Linked DNA regions of Homo sapiens: region 2 is linked to region 1. A link is a loop called in an ENCODE intact Hi-C map of the cell type or tissue named here. Cell type or tissue: Calu3. All regions are shown on one strand. Links, peaks and the distances in the headings refer to the core of each region. The heading gives the core; the rest is flanking DNA. Region 1 has its middle 70 kb from the start of C3orf38. Region 2 overlaps LOC105377202 (a long non-coding RNA gene).

What was found. Peaks named below come from ENCODE experiments on the same cell type or tissue, not always from the same donor. Only the 100,000 strongest peaks of a DNase experiment are listed, where the experiment ranks them.
Region 2: a loop joins it to region 1, with 2.5 times the contacts of the local background. A loop is called at or near these places in 2 of 110 quality-filtered maps.

Annotation. Positions count from the first base shown.
Region 1 is chr3:88,214,887-88,224,378 of GRCh38, forward strand. No RefSeq gene overlaps it. Among named protein-coding and RNA genes, the nearest start is that of C3orf38, 70 kb to the left of the region's middle. RefSeq lists an enhancer at 4,478-4,647. In Calu3, for the core only: a CTCF peak has its summit at 4,546 (motif pointing right); a DNase peak (open chromatin) is centred at 4,595.
Region 2 is chr3:88,293,402-88,302,893 of GRCh38, forward strand. All of the region lies in intron 1 of LOC105377202 (a long non-coding RNA gene), which reads left to right. Among named protein-coding and RNA genes, the nearest start is that of CSNK2A2IP, 40 kb to the right of the region's middle. In Calu3, for the core only: no CTCF peak of the experiment used is centred there; a DNase peak (open chromatin) is centred at 5,000.

The sequences.
Region 1 (9,492 bases), core at 2,155-7,154:
AAAATGCTTATATGAGTCAAATTTAATGATTTATCAGCATGTATAATTTACTTCTAGTTTAGAATAAGCTGAGTACAAAAAAACTCATTAATCAGAGTGTCATTAGTTCATAATTTATAAATATTCAACTTAACTAACTGGAATTAACTGGAGTTGTGGAGAAATAATGGAGATTTCACATTAAAAAATAATAGGCATTGAGGCAAGGAAAATATTTAGTTTAATATAAAAGTAATAATTTTTCCTTAGTTCTTTCATTTACTACTAGCTTATCTTTTAAAATATATCTAGCATGTATGTTTATAAAATATAGAACATCACATAGAAATATATCACCTTTCTCTAAAGCAATGTTAAGCTTTCATCATTCATTTGTTCAATCACTAAATACTTATTGAGCATCAACTATGTACCAGGCACTGTGCAGGAGATGATAATAATAGATGGTGGTGGTGATGAGGAAGAGGCACACAGGTAGAAGAAAGCAAGGAAGTAAAGAAAACCAAAAGAAACAGCCAGAGAGACCAGGGAATTGGAGTATGTTGTCAAAAAGCCCTAAGAGAGGGAGTTCTTTTTTTTTTTTTTTTTTAGAAGGAGTGTCACTCCATCGCTGGAGTGCAGTGGCGCTATCTTGGCTCACTGCAACCCCCACCTAATTTTTGTATTTTTAGTAGAGACAGGGTTTCACCATGTTGCCCAAGCTGGTCTCAAACTCCTGACCTCAGGTGGGCGTCAGGTGGGATTACAGGTGTGAGCCACTGCGCCTGGTCTGAGAGTATTTTTAAAAAGTGTTTAACTGTGTCGAAAACTCTGAAGGAATTAAGAAAAAGGATACTGAACATTTTTCATTATATTTGCTAATGTGGAGGTCATTAGTGGCTTTGCAAGAATAGTTTTAATGGAATAATAAGAGCTAAAGCCAGATTAAAGGCCATTAAGAAGTGAGTGGAGACAGCCTGTGTAAACAATTCTTTCGAGAAACTTGACTCTCAAGGGCAGTACCTCAGAAGGAATATATAGTCAATGATTTTAGAAGTACATTAAAGGACCCAAATTATTTGCTTTTTCTCCCTTTGAGAAGAATTCTTTTAGTTATCCTCCCCTAGATTTTGGGCTGGCCTTAGTGACTTGCTGACCAATAGAATGTGGCAAAATGATGTTTCTTGGCTTCAGAGGATAAGTCATTAAAAACTTTGCAGCATCCACCTGGACTTCTTGGAGTTTTTGCTCTTGGAGCCATGAACCACCATGTAAAAAGTCTGAGAACTGAGATTATGTTCTGAGGAAGCCTGGGCTAGACACATGAAGAGGCTACATAGAGAGAGGTACCTGGATAGCTCCATCTGTTCCAGCCATCCTAGTGCAGGCAACAGGTCTTGAATGGAGAAGTCATTGTGATCGCAGCCTCAGCAGAAGTGATGTGAAGAACTGACAAACTCAGCTCACCAGGCCAAATGAGGCTCCAGACATATGGCCCCAGTTGAGCTATACCAACCATCTTGACTCTGCTGAAACATCCATTATTATGGAGCAGAGAAAAATCATTACCACTGTGCTCTGCTCAAATTCCTGATCTACAGTATGATGAACATAATAAAATAGTTGTTGTTTTATGTCATTAAATGTTGAGGAGGGTTTTTTCCACAATGATAAATAACTGGAAAAACCTTACACATAGTAGCTGTTCAACAAATATTTATTTAATTTAATAGTATGATTCACAAAAATTCAATTTATTTGATTTATTAAATGGAGCACATGCTTAAATTGGACATATATATAAAATGAAATTTTCTTAAGATGAATGTGTAATTCAGCATTCCAATCATTTAATTGGTCATTTGTCCTACTAGTCAAAATTGGTGAAAATTTTTATATTCTTAAATTATTTACACTCAAATTATTGAAAGTTTCTGTATTTTTAAAGCAACTTCTATATACCCAAATTTTGCAAAACGTTTGATATTGACTTGATCTATACTTACTTTGTTCCAAGAATTATTCTAAAGGCTTGATGTGTATCAAATCATTTAACCTAAGAACAACCATACCAGGAAGGTATTATTTTAATCCAGATTTTACAGAAGAATAAATGGAAGAACTAAGAAGTTAAATAATATTGTCAAAGTTGTACAGCTAATGCCTGATCAAACAGGGATTTGAATCCAGGTACTTGGGCTCCGCAGCTTCTGGTCTTGCTAGATGACAGTCCTAGCACCCGCTCCTTCCCCAACACATGCATGTTGTTTGAGTCCTTTTTTCTCAGCATCTGGATGAGAAAAAGTATAGTTGATGGAAGTCCTTGAGTAGCAAGATTGAAGGAAAGTGAAGGAAAACTTTGGAACTGGGGGCACTTCCCAGGCTAAGTGTAACAGTGATAGGTTAAGGAAAAGGAGATGGTTGCTCAGAAAGACGAAGTCAAAGAAGCTTCCTCTTTTGTATCTCAGCCCAGGTCTTATCTGTACTCCCTCCTGTGCTGAAATGATTGATCAACTGAGCCTAAGTCAGTTCCAAAATGTATTTAAGATATGCTCCAACATAAAATCTTTTAGTCTCCAACATAAAATCTCCTCCAACGTAAAATCTTTTAGTCTCATTTTACTTAGAGCTTCCTATACATTTTGGCTATGCTACATAAGGCCTGAATGTTAGGTCACACGTCCAAATACAATTTAATTGTTAAGCTTCGCAGTCTTACATACATACAACTCAATATTCACAGTCAAATTTGTGATAAGTACAACCTCCCCTTTCTCCCAAAGTGGCATAATCACTGAAATACAGGCACTATACTGTTCTTCAGGAAGTTCTTGGCAGCTTTCAAATACTCCTCAGCAACATTATCCCACATCAACCTTCAAGGAAATGACACTGGACTGCTACCAAAGCTTTGTTATGTGTTACCCAGAAATATGACTCTCAGTGGTGAATTCTTGTAACTTTCTCTAAATGGATTATTCCCATCTGGAGAAGCATTATGTGTTAAAGGTGACTACTGATAGAGGTGGCAAGAGATAATTCCATAGCAGGAAAAGCAACTTGCAGTATTTTTTATGTCAAATTGACTTTATCCTAGTGAAAGGATAGTATGTGAAATAAAAATATCTTAAAAATGGAATTGTATAAAGAATAAAATGTCTCTTTTTCTACACATTTATTGATATGATTTGGTGGTGTCCCCAACCCAATCTCATCGTGAATTCTGGTTCCCATAATCCTCACGTGTCATGGGAGGGACCCAGTAGGAGGTAATTGAATCATGGGGGTGGTTACCCTCATACTGTTCTTGTGATAATGAGTGAGTTCTCCTGAGATCTGATGGTTTTATAAGGGGTTTTCCCTCCTTTTGTTCTGCACTTCTCCTTGCTGTTACCATGTGAAGAAGGACGTGTTTTCTTCCCCTTCCGCCATGATTGTAAGTTTCCTGAGATTTCCCCAGCCATGCTGAACTGTGAGTCAATTAAACCTCTTTTCTCTAGAAATTACCAAGTCTGTGGTATGTCTTTATTATCAGCGTGAGAATGGACTAATACGTTCATTAGATTACATTTTGGATAAAGCAGGTGTGATCAGCAACACTCTCACCATCAAGCATATCTTTGCTGTAACTCCCTTTGAATAGGAAAGAAAGTATCATTGTATATGTGTATGTAGGCACATGTGAATTTATCATGTGGAGGAAGCAGGACAAAGAAGGGGAAGATGAGGCCATAAAAGACAGGCATATAGGCGTCTGTGCTGGGGGAGTAAGCGTAGAGGTGCAAAAGAAGAGGGAGATTAGTAAATAATAAAAGGAAAAGTCAGGTTGTAACAAGGGACTAGGATGGTGATCCTAGTTAGCGGACAAAATAGTTTCTGAAGGCTTCTGTAAGTGAGGATTAGACATTTTTATTGATGGGTACTTGAATTTTTCTCCTACTCTATTTTCAAATGAAGCAGATTAATATTCTTGCTTCTTATAAGAAAACTTTAGTTTCCAGACAGTGATAATTTTCACAGCATGAAAATGTTACATAGTCTTCTGACTAACCTCAGTTACTTAAGTATTGTAAGGTTCTATTTTCAGGTATCATCTGTTTTCAGATACTTTTGCTATAGTGATGCTTCAGGCATCATTTTCTTATTTTTAGGATACAATGGCCTCTGGGTTTCTGCCATTCATTTTCTGACTGTGGTATCCAAAACCATTCGAACAGAAGGTGCATGGTGGCACACACTCTCAGCTGTGGACCCGTGTCGTTCTCAGGCTTCCTCCTAAGGACAGAGCCCTGAATGTCATCGTGGGCCATGTGCTTCTGAAAGAGAGCTCCTCCTTTTCAGCCCTGGGGGATGTGTCTTAAGTAATGGTGATTCAGTTCACCCAGTTATTGGTTTAAGCATGTGCATGTCATGTGTTCTGGCCAATGAGATAGAAGGAAAAGTCATCTGGGGATGTGTCAGCTCTTAATTTATTGCCTCAGCTCTGAATGCATCCTTCGATACATGCTCTATGATCAATAACAGAATTCCTTTAAGATTTTCTCTTTAAAGTAAGTATGACACTAAGCATTCTCAGTAGAGGGCGCTGGAGAAACATCGTAGGAGGCAGAGGCTTCATGCAATTGCAGCCTGAGCTGAGGAGCGACTGTGTGGTTGTGGGTACTTGGAGTGGAACCTGCCTGAGCCACAGGTTCAGAACACGATTTCTCTGTGACCTTGTCGTCTTGGCCTGGAGATGAGCTGGCTGGTCTGCATGCAGCTGCCTGGGACCCAAGGGGTAGCCCCCTGTGCAAGCCCATTCCCACCAGCCCACAAGCTCTGAAGGTCTTTGCCCTCCACTGGGTGGGTGGGGGTGGGGTTGGGGCTGCTGAAGGTCTTTGCCCTCCACTGGGTGGGTGGGGGTGGGGTTGGGGCTGCCTGTTTGCCTAGCAACTCTAGATCAGTGCAGGTCTGGCTAAACTAGCTAACTTTCTTGCTATCCAGTGGCTGAAGCACACCTTTTCCAACAAGGCCTGGATTCCTCAGATTGTCCATGTCTTAAAGTCACTTTTATTATAGCTAATAATTTTTATTTTAAACTTTCTATATTTAACCTACTGTGTGATTTCTATCTCCTGATTAGATTCAGATTGCTACAGGGGGTTCCTGGGAAACAGCTCTTTAGTCATAAAAAGCAGTGAATGAATGAGTCTTCCCTTTTCTGACTCTGAATGTTAATACCATACATGTAACCCCCAGAACTACAGGGTTCATTTTTAGCCAATGGGAAAAGCCAAGGAAAGAACCTGGATTTCTTTTTTTAATTTTAAGTAGATATGAGGGTCTTGCTATGTTGCCTAGGCTGGTCTCAAACGTCTGGGCTCAAGTGATCCGCCCATTTTGGCCACCCAAAGTGCTGGGATTATGGGTGTGAGCCACTGCGCTCGGTCAGAAACTGGATTTTTGATGACATCATCATGCCCTTGATTTGACCAACCCTGCTGTGGTCCTCAAATGAGGTTGTGAGGGGTGAGGGTGGGGAGAAGCACATACCCTTATATTTAGGCTACTTGGGGTTGTGATTTCACTTACTTGCAGGACAAAGCACTCCAACAAAAATGTAAAATATTCCCTTGTTTAAAGTCATCATTAGTCTTACTTTCTTTTTTTTGAGATGGAGTCTCGCTCTGTCACCCAGGCTGGAGTGCAGTGGTGCAGTCTCAGCTCATTGTAACCTCCACCTCCCAGGTTCAAGTGATTCTCCTGCTGCAGCCTCCTGAGTAGCTGGGAGTACGGGTGACTGCCACCATGCTCAGCTAATTTTTGTATTTTTAGTAGAGACAGGGTTTCATCATCTTGGCCAGGGTGGTCTTGAACCCCTGACTTCGTGATCCTCCCGCCTCGGCCTCCCAAAGTGCTGGGATTACAGGCGTGAGCCACTGTGCCTGGCCCAATCTTACTTTCTTTAAAGCAGTCACATTGTCTCTTGGCAAGCCTGGTGAGAACATCAGTTGTTACCCTTTTCATTCATTAGATTATATTACCCATCTTGCTTAACAAATTCCAGAAGAGCTCTAGTTTCCTTTCATTGTCACAAATATTCAAGTTCCTCATATCACAAAGTTACATCAGCATTTCTTTTATTCTTTCAGGTTAGTTTTCTTTTTCTTTTCTTTTTTTTTTTGTGTGTGTGACAGAGTTTTGCTCTGTCACCCAGGCTGGAGTGAATTGGCGCCATCTTGGCTCACTGAAACCTCCACCCCCCAGGTTCAAGCGATTCTCCTGCCTCACTCTCCCAAGTAGCTGGGATTATGGGTGCCACCACCATGCCCTGCTAATTATTTAATTTTTGAACTTTTAATAGAGACAGGATTTTGCCACGTTGGCCAGGTTGGTCTCAAACTCCTGACCTCAGGTGATCCACCCGCATCAGCCTCTTGAAGTTCTAGGATTACAGATGTGAGCCACTGTGCCCAGCCTCCTTTCTGATTATGTTGAATTTCTACTAGTTTTTATGGCCAAAAAAAAAAAAAGCCATTGACAGGAAAGCCCTGTGAGTTATTTCTTTGGAGGATAAAACATGTTACATGTCAATTCTTCCTCAGAAACCTGGAATGGCCTCTCTTCCAGGAAACAGACACTTCCCTCACTTTCTAACTTCTCTACTTTCACACAACTGGGTATAATGCTTCAATATAAGGCTCTGCTTAGAATGAATACTATACACACACAAGTTAATAAAAAGAGAAATACAGCACTCCAAGGCCTATTGTCTCACACCACCTGTGTCCCATGATGAGTACTTATAATTTACATCCTTGATTAAAATAAAATCTTTCCACAGTGGAGTGGGCTACAGAGAAGAAATCTGCCATATGGCTTTTACAGGTGTCGTCTGCTCATCATATTGTCATGGCATGGCTACTTTGCTCCTTGTTTACAGTATGTAGTTACTGCAGTTTCCTTTGCTTTCTGTGACTTCCTGAGGCTTCCTCCAGAAACATTTCCAGCACTCTAAGTATCACCAGTCCCTCCCTGTTGGAGCTGGTGACTGCAAATTCTTTGTTGGAAGAACAAAGGTCTTAAAATAATTCTTCCCATTTCACTCTACTCAGTCATCCTCCTTAAGCCCCCTCCCCTGCTTAGGATAGTGCATCTGATTATTGCTTCTCCTGTCTCTTAATGCCAGAATCTTATCCATGAGCCCCTCCCTCCCTCCCTCCCTCCCTCCCTCCCTCCCTTCCTTCCTTCCTTCCTTCCTTCCTTCCTTCCTTCCTTCCTTCCTTCCTTCCTTCCTTCCTTCCTCTTCTTCACAGAGCAGCTCACTCCACACTCCTTAAAGTGAAACCCCGTCTCTACTGAAAATACAAAAATTAGCGGGGGCATGGTGGCACGTGCCTGTAATCCCAGCTACTCAGGAGGCTGAGGCAGGAGAATCGCTCGAACCCAGGAGGCGGAGCTTGCAGTGAGCTGAGATCGCGCCACTGCACTCCAGCCTGGGTGACAGAGCAAGACTCCGTCTCAAAACAAAAACAAAAACAAAAACAAAAACAAAAACAAAAACCACTGCTTTTATTCTGGGCACTAAGGGAACAGATGTCCCTGAATCCCTTCCCAGACAGACCTGGTGGCCTGCATAAATATACTTCCATCTTGCATACATATTCTAGAGAATGATGACATGCATGCTTTCTATGGAGCTACCTAGGCAGTTAGGCTGCTCTTAAAGTTCATCAATGCCTTACTCACAGGAAAGGGAGGTTCAGACTCCTTGAATGTAGAAAGTTAACTGGTGTTTGCCTCGAAAAAAATAAAATTCAGGACTTAGTTAGAGGAGCAGGAGAAAAGGAGAAAAAAATAGGGCTGCTTTTTTTTTTTCACCTGCAGTGCTCCTCCCTTGCAATGCTTAAGGACACCTGCTAGTCTAAGAAAATGAAGGGTAAGATCCTGAGTATTTAGTGGACTGTGAGAGGAAGAAGCCATCAAGATGGGATTGCGAATCCCAGAATCTGAAACTCTTCAAGAAGCCACCCCAGGGGAGTGTCCTCAACATTTGTGTGCCCAAAAATGTAGTGCAAAATCATCATAACAGATGACCTTCTGATCAGAAAAGTCTTGATATTTCACTTTTAATAATCAGAAAAATAAAGTCTGTGAATGTACTTCTTTGAAACTCATAGAAGCCTTCAAAGATGAAACACTGAACTCAAGAGGTGGCTTGGATAAGTTATTTATTTTACAATTGGGGCAAAGAGGCTGAAAATTAAAAATCGAGAGTGTAGCTTTCTTTTGTGAATTTATTGAAAGGCCTGTCTACGCTCTTGCAGAGTTCTTGCTTCTGTTATCTTTTTTGCTTTCTTCTTTGGACGGAAATGAAGAACTCCTGAAAGCAATATTGAAGATTGGCCTCTGATGTGCTCCTTCTCCTGCCTCCCTTCCATCCAGAACTGAATGGTGATGAATTAAATGAGGACAGCTTCTGTCACCTTATATCAGGACACTTCACAAATAATCCTGACTTCTCACATCTCAGCAGGACCAACCTGAATCTCTCTTCAGGAGACAGAATTCTAATTGTGAAACCATGAAGGTCAAGATAGGACAAGAGGCTTCCTCACTTCTGCCTTCCCTTTGTATTAGCGACAACATAACTTTATCCTAATTGTGGCTCAGGTCTTTAACAAAGTATTAATTTATTCTTGACTTGTCAATTGTGAGCAGAAGTCATAAACTGTTGCATAGCATTCCCGTATGATTTTTTGTGTATAGGAATTTAACCTAAAATTATGGATGCATATAAACATTTAGCTTTAGGATATTTACTATACAATTTAAAAAAATCGATAAATATGTATCTAGATATACACATATATAGAATACATATATCTATAGCATATATAGAACTTTTATGTATAGCCGTCCTTAATCATGATGCTTCTAAAAAATTTAACCTTAGAAAATATTTATTTTTAAGTACTAAATAAAGTTAAAAAATGAGAATAATATGCTGTATCTATACCATCTTACATCATTTACATCTATATATACAGTATATACAGCCGCATCTCTGCTGGCTGTATTGTTTATTAGCTTCATCACCCACTCTGTCTGTCTCTTCTCTCCACCATCTTCTCAAGCACTCTTCTACCTCCTCGTTCTTTTACTCACTAAAATCTTAAGAATATTGACATTTGGAAGCTAAGATTATGGATGGTTTATATTTTCCTCTTTCTCTTGCCTGTGTTTTGTATTTTTTAAACAATAATTGTATGTAATTTGGCTTGCTCTGTGACTCCTACATCACTACCTATAATGACTCGTGATTAGAATTTCAGAAGCCTCAGAAATATTCTTAGCTATGTAGATTTACAATAAAAAAGGCCATTCTGCCTGAATTATTAGTGGTTTCATATGGCTCGACTGGTTCTCAGTTTACACAGACCCTGAGAGCTGGAAAAACCTTAGAGGTTATCCAAACCAGTCCTCATCTTAAGGGGAGTAAACTGAAACCCAGAGAGGCTGGACACTCAATCA
Region 2 (9,492 bases), core at 2,251-7,250, 79 kb after region 1:
TGTGGTGAGTGCATTGTGTTTAGAAAGTGCATATGGAAGAGCTATGAAAGATGAGATTGATGTTAAACACCACAGTGACATAAGCTTATTTGAAATTTAAAAATATATTAAAAGCCTTACTCCAGAGAAAGAGGAGGTGCAGTGAAAAAAGGGATAAGAGGCAGTGAGTAATCTGATGATACGAGGAGTGGCAGAGATAATTTTTGAGGATGTGGGAAATGAGAGATAGACTCAAAAGATTTATTTTTTTTTCTTTATTTCATCTAAAAAAAGGGATACATGTGCAGAGCGTGCAGGTTTATTACATAGGTATACGTGTGCCATGGCAATTTGCTGCACCTATTGACCCGTCCTTTAAGTCCCCTCCCCTCACCCCCCAACCCCCAACAGCCCCTGGTGTGTGTTGTTTTCCTTTCTGTGTCCATGAGTTCTCAATGTTCAACTCCCAGTTATGAGCAAGAATATGTGATGTTTGGTTTTCTGTTCCTATGTTAGTTTGCTGAGGATGATGGCTTCCAGCTTCATCCATCTCCCTGCAAAGCACATCATCTCAGTCCTTTTTGTGGTTGCATAGTATTCCATGGTGCATATGTACCACATTTTCTTTATCCAGTCTATCATTGATGGGCATTGGTGTTGGTTCTATATCTTTGTTATTGTAAATACTGCTGCAATAAACATGTGTGCATGTGTCTTTATAGGAGAATGATTTATATTCTTTTGGATATATACCTAGTAATGGGATTTATTAGGTCAAATGGTACTTCTGGTTCTAGATCCTTGAGGAATCACCACACTGTCTTCCACAATGGTTGAACTAATTTATGCTGCCACTCACAGTATAAAAGCGTTCCTATTTCTCCACAGCCTTGCCATCAACTTTGTTTCCTGACTTTTTAATAATCATCGTTCTGACTGGTGTGAGATGGTATCTCATTGTGGTTATGATTTACATTTCTCTGATGATCAGTGATGTTGAGCTTTTTTTCACACGTTTGTTGGCCACATCAATGTCTTCTTTTGAGAAGTGTCTATTCATATCCTTTGCCCACTTTTTGATGGGGTTGTTTGTTTTTTTCTTGTAAATATGTTTAAGTTGCTTGTAAATTCTGGATATTAGACCTTTGTCAATGGGTAGATAGCAAAAATTTTCTCCCATTCTGTAGGTTGCCTGTTTACTCTGATGATAGTTTCTTTTGCTGTGCAGAAGCTCTTTAGTTTAATTAGATCCCATTTGTCAATTTTGGCTTTTGTTGCAATTGCTTTTGGTGTTTTTGTCATGACGTCTTTGCCCATGTCTATGTCCTGAACGATATTGCCTAGGTTTTCTTCTAGGGGTTTAATGGTTTTGGATTTTACATTTAAGTTGTTAATCCATCTTGAGTTAACTTTTGTATAAGGTGTAAGGAAGGCCTCCAGTTTCAGCTTTCTACATATGGCTAGCCAATTTTCCCAGCACCATTTATTGAATAGGAGATCCTTTCCCCATTGCTTTTGTCAGGTTTCTCGAAGATCAGATGGTTGTAGACGTGTGGTGTTATTTCTGAGGTCTCTGTTCTGCTCCATTGGTCTATATGTCTGTTTTGGTACCAGTACCATGCTGTTTTGATTACTGTAGCCTTGTAGTATAGTTTGAAGTCAGGTAGCATGATACCTCCAGCTTTGTTCTTCTTGCTTAGTATTGTCTTGGCTATATGGGATCTTCTTTGATTCCATATGAAATTTAAAATAGTTTTTTCTAATTCTGTGATGAATGTCAATGATAGCTTGATAGGAATAGGATTGAATCTTTAAATTACTTTGAGCAGTATGGCCATTTTCACAATATTGATTCTTCCTATCTTTAAGGATGGAACGTTTTTCCATTTGTTTGTGTACTCTCTTATTTCCTTGAGCAGTGGTTTGTAGTTCTTTCTCCTTGAAGAGGTCCTTTACTTCCCTTGTTAGTTGTACTCCTTGGTATTTTATTGTCTGTGTAGTGATTGTGAATGGGAGTTCATTCATGATTTGGCTCTCTGCTTGCCTATTGATGGTGTAAGGAATGCTTGTGATTTTTGCACATTGATTTTGTATCCTGAGACTTTGCTAAACTTGCTTATCAGTTCAAGGAGTTTTTGGGCTGAGATTATAGGGTTTTGTAAACATAAAATCATGTCATCTGCAAACAGAGATAACTTGATTTTCTCTCTTGCTATACTCTTTATTTCTTTCTCTTGCCTGATTACCCTGGCCAGAACTTCCAATACTATGTTGAATAGGAGTGGTGAGAGAAGGCATCTTTGTCTTGTATTGGTTTTCAAAAGGAATGCTTCCAGCTTTTGCCCATTCAGTATTATATTGGCTATGAGTCTGTCATAAATAGCTCTTATTATTTTGATACATGTTCCATGAATAGCTAGTTTACTGAGAGTTTTTAACATGAAGGAATGTTGAAATTTATCAAAGGCCTTTTCTGCATTTATTGAGATAATCATGTGGTTTTTGTCTTTGGTTCTGTTTATGTGATGGATTACATTTATTGATTTGTGTATGTTGAACCAGACTTGCATCCCAGGGATGAAGCCAACTTGATCATGGTGGATAAGTTTTTTGATGTGCTGCTGGATTCGGTTGGCCAGTATTTTATTGAGGATTTTCGCATTGGTGTTCATCAGGGATATTGGCCTGAAGTTTTTTTGTTGTTGCTGTTGTTGTGTCTCTCCCAGTTTTGGTATCAGGATGATGTTGGCTTCATAAAATGAGTTAGGGAGGAGTCCCCCTTTCATTTGTTTGGAATCTTTTCGGAAGGAATGGTACCAGCTCCTCTTTTTATTTTTTCACATCTGAATCTTACCAGGGATTCAAGGGATTTAAAATCTGATAATTTACTAAATAGACAGAATGAGAGACAGAAAGAGTCTAGGAGGAATTCTAAGGATCTGGCTTCAACAATTGGGTATCTGATGATTCTAGGAAGAATACAAGGGAATGTCTCTTGATTCTGTCACCAAATACTTTTTATTTATATTGTCTTATAAATTGGCAATGCTTCTTTAGTAGGCACATTCACTGGTAGCTTGCAGATCCAGGAAGAAAGATCTGTTGATTTTTACCTTTGGAAAACCTTTACAAATATTTTCTTTCAAGGTGGCAAATTTGATCCCTCCTCCCCTACTCCCTTTATTCAACTCAACCTCTCTCTGTCAGTCGAAAATTTTATAAACCCTATTCTCTGGAAAACTTTGTCCCTCTATTTATTTTTAAATGGATTAGGCAGTTCTTAAACACAACAAATTGTGTTTTGGTTTCCTTTGCCAATATTGCTCTATTTGGAAGCCTATTTGCAAAAAAAAAAAAATTCTTTCATAGCTTTCAACTTACTGTTTGCTCAAATGGTTTTAATTGAAGATGCTAAAGCAGTGGTTTCAACTAGAATTTTCCCAGGGTTTCTTCAAGTACATGTAATAGAAGATTCATGTGTATGAATCTTCTATTCTCTGTTAACAGTAGAATCTTCTAAACTCTGGGAAGTTTATATTGTACTTATACTCTTGAGAGCAACTGAAACTAAGGTCCCACAAAAATCCCAAGTGGCTGCGCATAGTAGAAGCCTGTGTTGAGACATCTTAGACACAGAAAGCAAGCAGAATCTCATGTGAGAAATCTTGGAACAGATGCCTTAGAACAGAGTGCAGTGGCACAATCATAGCTTACTGCAGCCTCGACCTCCTGGGCTCAAGGGAACCTTTCACCTCAGTCTCCTAATTCACTGAGACTACGGGCACTTACTACCACATCTGGCAACTTAAAAAATTTTTTGTAGAGACAGGGTCTTGCATTGTTGCCACAGCTGGTCTCGAACTCCTGGACTCTAATGATCCTCCTGCCTTGGCCTCCCAAAGCACTGGGATTACAAGTGAGAGCCCAGCCTCCTGAGATTCTTTATTTAATGGTGGCTAATCATTCTCCCAAGGAACACTAGAGAGATTTTTTAGCTTTTAAACAAAATGTGAAGCTAAACTGAAAGCGAAATAAGAATATGATCACTTTTGTCAGAATAAATGATGAAGACTCTTGAGCATTTCCAGATTATTTTTGAAGAGGACAGTTTATTTTTAGAACACATCTTTTATTGTTAACTACAAATTCAATTAAGCCTAGAAAAAGCCCCAAATGGCCAAATGATTATGGGCCAAAATTATTTACTTATTTATAATATTTTTATTTCTAATATGTTCTGAATTTATAGCATATCTATTTAACATAAATGATAAGATTCATTTTCTGTTCATATTCCTGAACGAAATAGAAATATTAGAAATATTTCTGAAAATATATATCAGCCTGACTTTTATTCCTTGCCTTGTTTTCTCTTAGAACGTTATAAACAATAAGTCTATGAATAAGTAGTTATTAAGTGTGTGCTAGGTTTAAGATATTGTGTGATGATTACATCCTTGGAGGTAAAGTGCAATTTCCTGAGATGTAATATAAAACTTTAAAAAAATGATGACGTTCTGGCACTTGAATTACTAAGCTTTCTATGTATACAAGTTAGTGTGTACTCATACAACCCTGATAGATTTTAATATTTTACTAATTAGTAGAACAAAATAATTCTCTGTGGAAATAATTCTATCTCAGTATTGCTTGATGACAAAACTCAACCTCAGGTCTACAAAGATATTTAGAATATATGATTCAGAAGCTACAATAAGTCAACGGTTATTGGCTTGGAAATGAACTATAATGCAGACAACAATAAAAGCGTTCAAATATGGTTTGACTTGGTGAATTTAGTTACTATGTGATATTGGTATTTAGTGAGGAACTGGTTTACCATAGGAAATTATTTTTAAGCCAAAACACAAAGCAAATCAATATTTTTGCTTCTATGGTATTTTACAAAGGGCATTTCTACTTCACCACAATCAATTTTGCCAACCTGCTAATGCCTTTGACCCTGATCCGAGAACCTTTTGCTTGAACTTGGTGTCCCAAGTAAGATAAATATGGTCGTAAATGTGGTTTGTGGAGGGCAAAGGGACAGCCAGCCTGAGCTTAACCAACCAGTGCTAAGTGTAATATTATGGTGTAGAAGAGGAAAGAGGAAACATGCCAACTCAGAGATGAAAGAATTTCCTGTGCTTCACTCCTCAAAGCATTCGAAATTATTGAGTTGGCTCCTGATATACAGGAAAATATTCTAAACTGGAAAGTAATTTGTTTGACAGTATTTCCCCCCATGGTGAAAACCCATGAAAATAACCCCTATGTATTATAATATATAGGGTGAAAGTTGATATCCTATATCTCTAGTAATATTTTCCTTACATGAGGAAAGTCTCTGGAGTCTTGATAATTAAAACTACCCCATAATACTGACAAAGTGGATGTAGGTTGAGATTTTCCACCACATAAGTACTGGCTTAGTTTTATTGCCTGAAAAAAAATGTACTTTTTTTTTCATAAGTGAGTTTTTCTACATTTACTCTGTGCCAGTTCTAACATTTATTTTTATTTTATACAAGTTTTTATTTTTTTCTCATATAATTAAATTCAGATTTTTTATTGGTTGGAGTTGACTGCTTGGAAATTTTTGTCTTCAAAATGATTCCTGCAAATAACCTCTGACTGGTCTTGTTTCTGCATTGAAGAGAAGGTAGGGTTTAGATGGAGATGAAAGATAAGAAGGAAGTGTTGCTGACAAACAAAATCACTTTCATCATGGTGTTCCCACAGTTAAAAACTAAGTATATGTTAAAGCTTATCTCAAAAAGTACTATCTCATTTATTTGCCAAGGCATTTTTTTCATCCACAAACAACTTTATTTCTTTATTTATCTCTTGCTTTTTGTAATCTATTTCCCTACGAGTACTTATCCAAACTTATGTTTTTTTCCCCTCTGAAACTTTTCACATGATTTTCCTCCTGCCTAACATGCCTTTTCTTCTGCTTTCTGCCTGTTCAAATCTTACATGTTCTTCCAGGCCTTGCTGAAGCCTAGATAAAGCTTTCACAGACAAATCCTGGCCAAGCAAGCTCTTTGTGTGTGTTCATTATTTTAAATGCCTTTATTTATATTTATGTGATTATCTATCTGTCTATCTATCTATCTATCTATCTATCTATCTATCATCTATCTATATCTTTTTTTTTTTTTAGGCAAAATTTCGCTCTTGTCACCCAGTGCAATGGCTTGATCTCAGTTCACTGCAACCTCCGCCTCCCGGGTTCAAGCAATTCTCCTGCCTCAGCTGGGATTACAGGTGTTCACCACCATGCCCAGCTAATTTTGTATTTTTAATAGAGACAGGGTTTCGCCATGTTAGCCAGGCTGGTCTCGAACTTCTAACCTCAGGTGATCTGCAGACCTTTGCCTCTCAAAGAGCTGGGATTACAGGCGTGAGCCACGGCACCCAGCCTATCATCTGTCTATCCATATCTATCTCGCTTAGCGATAAATACCTAGACTTTGGAGTCTCACTGCCTGGATCACAGTCTCACAATTTTGTCTGTTCAGATGTGTAAGTCTAGGCTGCAATACCAATTAGTAGTAGAAGGAAAAGTTATGCATAAGTTCTGTTGGTGGAGATGGGTTATTTTATTTGTTAGATTGCTCCCACACTTTTAATTCAATATTTTTCTTGGGAAAGTTTTCATAGAAATAATGTTTGAGCTAGCTGAGCTTTGAAGTTCAGTTGGATACCTGAAGAAAAGAAAGAGTGTTTTAAGCAGGAGAATAGCATGAGAAATATTACAGAAGCAAGAAAGAACAAGGTGTGTTTGCATAAACAGTAGCAGATTAATTGAATATAATCTACAAAATAGAGATCCATTTAGGCTGCTGGTACCTAATAGCTCTGCTATTTAAAGTGTGCTCTTTTTCTTAAACGGTTTGGTTATATGAAATAATAAAAGATAGCTGAGATAATATGCATAGCACAATACAATTCATCACAACTATTTAGAGAAATGTGAACAGATGTGTCATTTTGGCTCAAAGAAACTATGTTCATGAGTCTTCTTTTTCAGTACATTAAATTCCTACTCTATTTAATAGCTATTTGCAGTATATCGAGTTTTGTCCTTAATTGATTATTTGTATGTGTTTTAAGCCTACCATAGTAATCATTATGGTTTCAACAAAAGCAAAAATAATCTTGTTTTTCTAACGTTTATCATAAATGCTGGACAGAGATCATAAATTAACCTACCATCAATGTTCTAAAAAGTTTTACTCTACATAGATGATGAGGCAACTATCAAAACATGTGATTGACAGGAGGAATTCTACCATACAACTTAACACTTTTTTGTTTCAGGTTAATATCTTGCTTCTAACTTAATTGAGTCCGGAACTGATATGAGATTATTGACATAGTATTGATCCAAGGTAGTCCTCATTATTTATCATTCTTGCACTTAACAAATCCTTATTGAGTACCCACTATGTGTGATAGGCATTGATATAAACACTTGTGATCCATTGGTGTACCAAACAGATAAGTAAACTTAACATTCTTGTGGTTATGTATATAACCATGCATATAACAAAGAATATATTTTAATGATTGTAAGCTTGAGCTCAAAAATGGAATAGAATTGGGGTCAAAGTTCAGCTCTAGCTTTAATTAGCTTGGTTTTTCTCCCTACGCTTCAGTTTCCCTATCTGTAAATTAGGGATAATGATGGTATCATCATCTTAGGGCTGTTGTGGGAATTAAGTGAGCTAATGCTTTTGAAGAGAATAATATGAATAATACTCTAGAACTTATTAAATGCAATTTATGTCACTTAAAGTATTAGATAATTATTTATGTTATCTCCTTAAAAATAGCATTTTATTAAAATAAGAATACATTGGAAGCTTCATTGGATGTGCAACCATACAGGTACATTTGGACTATTAACATTTTACAAAAGATAATCCTTTTTTTCTTGTGACTCTGCAAAATTGGAAATGTAGCTTGTTGCTGATTGTAGTTCTGAAAGACAGTTTGTACTTCCCAGAGCCTTAGCTGCTCTATGATTACAAAAGAGTAAACGTTACATGACTTTTTTACGTATACAGAGTATTACTCAGTAAATGACTAGTTCAGCATACCAAATGGTATTTTACTGGTCTGAAAGACCTTTCCAAAGTATCTAATATGTACCCAGAGAAGTTAGTTGTCTGACTAATCTTGAAAAAAATGGAACTCTGTAACTCACTCTTCTTATGTTTTATTTCTATTTTCAATTAGGTAGCTTGTAAATCAAAGGGTAACACTTATGTAAACAGCTGTTCATCTGAATTTATGGCAGTTAATGGCCTTGATTCATTTATTTATTCACTTATGCTTTCTTCTTCTTCTTTTTTTTTGAGTTAGTGTTTGCTCTGTTGCCCAGGCTGGAGTGTGTGACACAATCATGGCTCACTGCAGCCTCCAACCTCCTGGCTCAAGCATTCCTGCTGCCTCAGCCTCCTGAATAGCTGGGACTACGGGCAAGTGCCACCACACCCTGCTAAGTTTCCTTTTTTAAAAATTTTGTAGAGAATGGGTCTTGCCACATTGCCCAGGCTGGTCTTCAATTCCTTGCCTCAAGCAATCCTCCTGCTTGGGCCTCCCAAAGTGCTGGGATTACAGGCATGAGCCATCTCATCCAGCCTCATTTGTTCTTTTATTCATTAATTTGCTCATTTATTCATTATATTTAAAAAATGATACTGTATTAAAATATATAAGAGAAGTAGAAGATTGGCTGAGGAACTGATTTGGGGAGAGATGTAATGAACAGAGTACCTAGAAAATAAAGTTGCAATATCAGCACAATGCAACAAAAGCAAATGATTTATGGTGGTCAGGAAGTCTTCTTGGAGTCAAGTTGAAAGAAATGAATGCTGTGCATTGGCTAGGAACCAGTCAGGTATTAAAGGTAGGATGCATATTTAATCTTTTATGCTGGGATCTTTTATAGGAAGGCTATTTTCTATTCTTTTTGAACAACACCCCCATCATTTAGGTAAGGAGAATTAAAGTGCAAATAGCCAAAATAAAGCTTGCTCTTTAAGCACTCTCTCTTACGTTTTGAAGACGATGGCAAATTTTATTTGTACATTTAAATTTGCTTGACTTTTTTTCCCTTTACCAATTGGAAAATATGTCAAGACTAAAATGCATTCACTATAGACTAAAAACCACTTTAGCAGGGATGCACAATTTTCCCCCAACCCATGTGGCCTTGAAAATGAGCCTGCAAGGGAAGAAACTGGGCTGTATAAAAGTGTCTCTGATTCTTGGGTGGCTTGTGGTTAGTGTTATTGTTTTTAAGAACTGATTTTGGCTTCTGTGGTACATTGACCTGTGCATGGAATCCCAAGTAAACGTTTCCACTCGGTGGGACACTGGGTCAAAGACAAAGCCTTCGCTCCTTTTCCAGTAACAATTTTTTTTCTTTGCACTCACATGATGATTGAAAGCCCTTCTCTTTTTTTTAGGGCAAACCGTCTTTCTTCAAACAAGCATTCC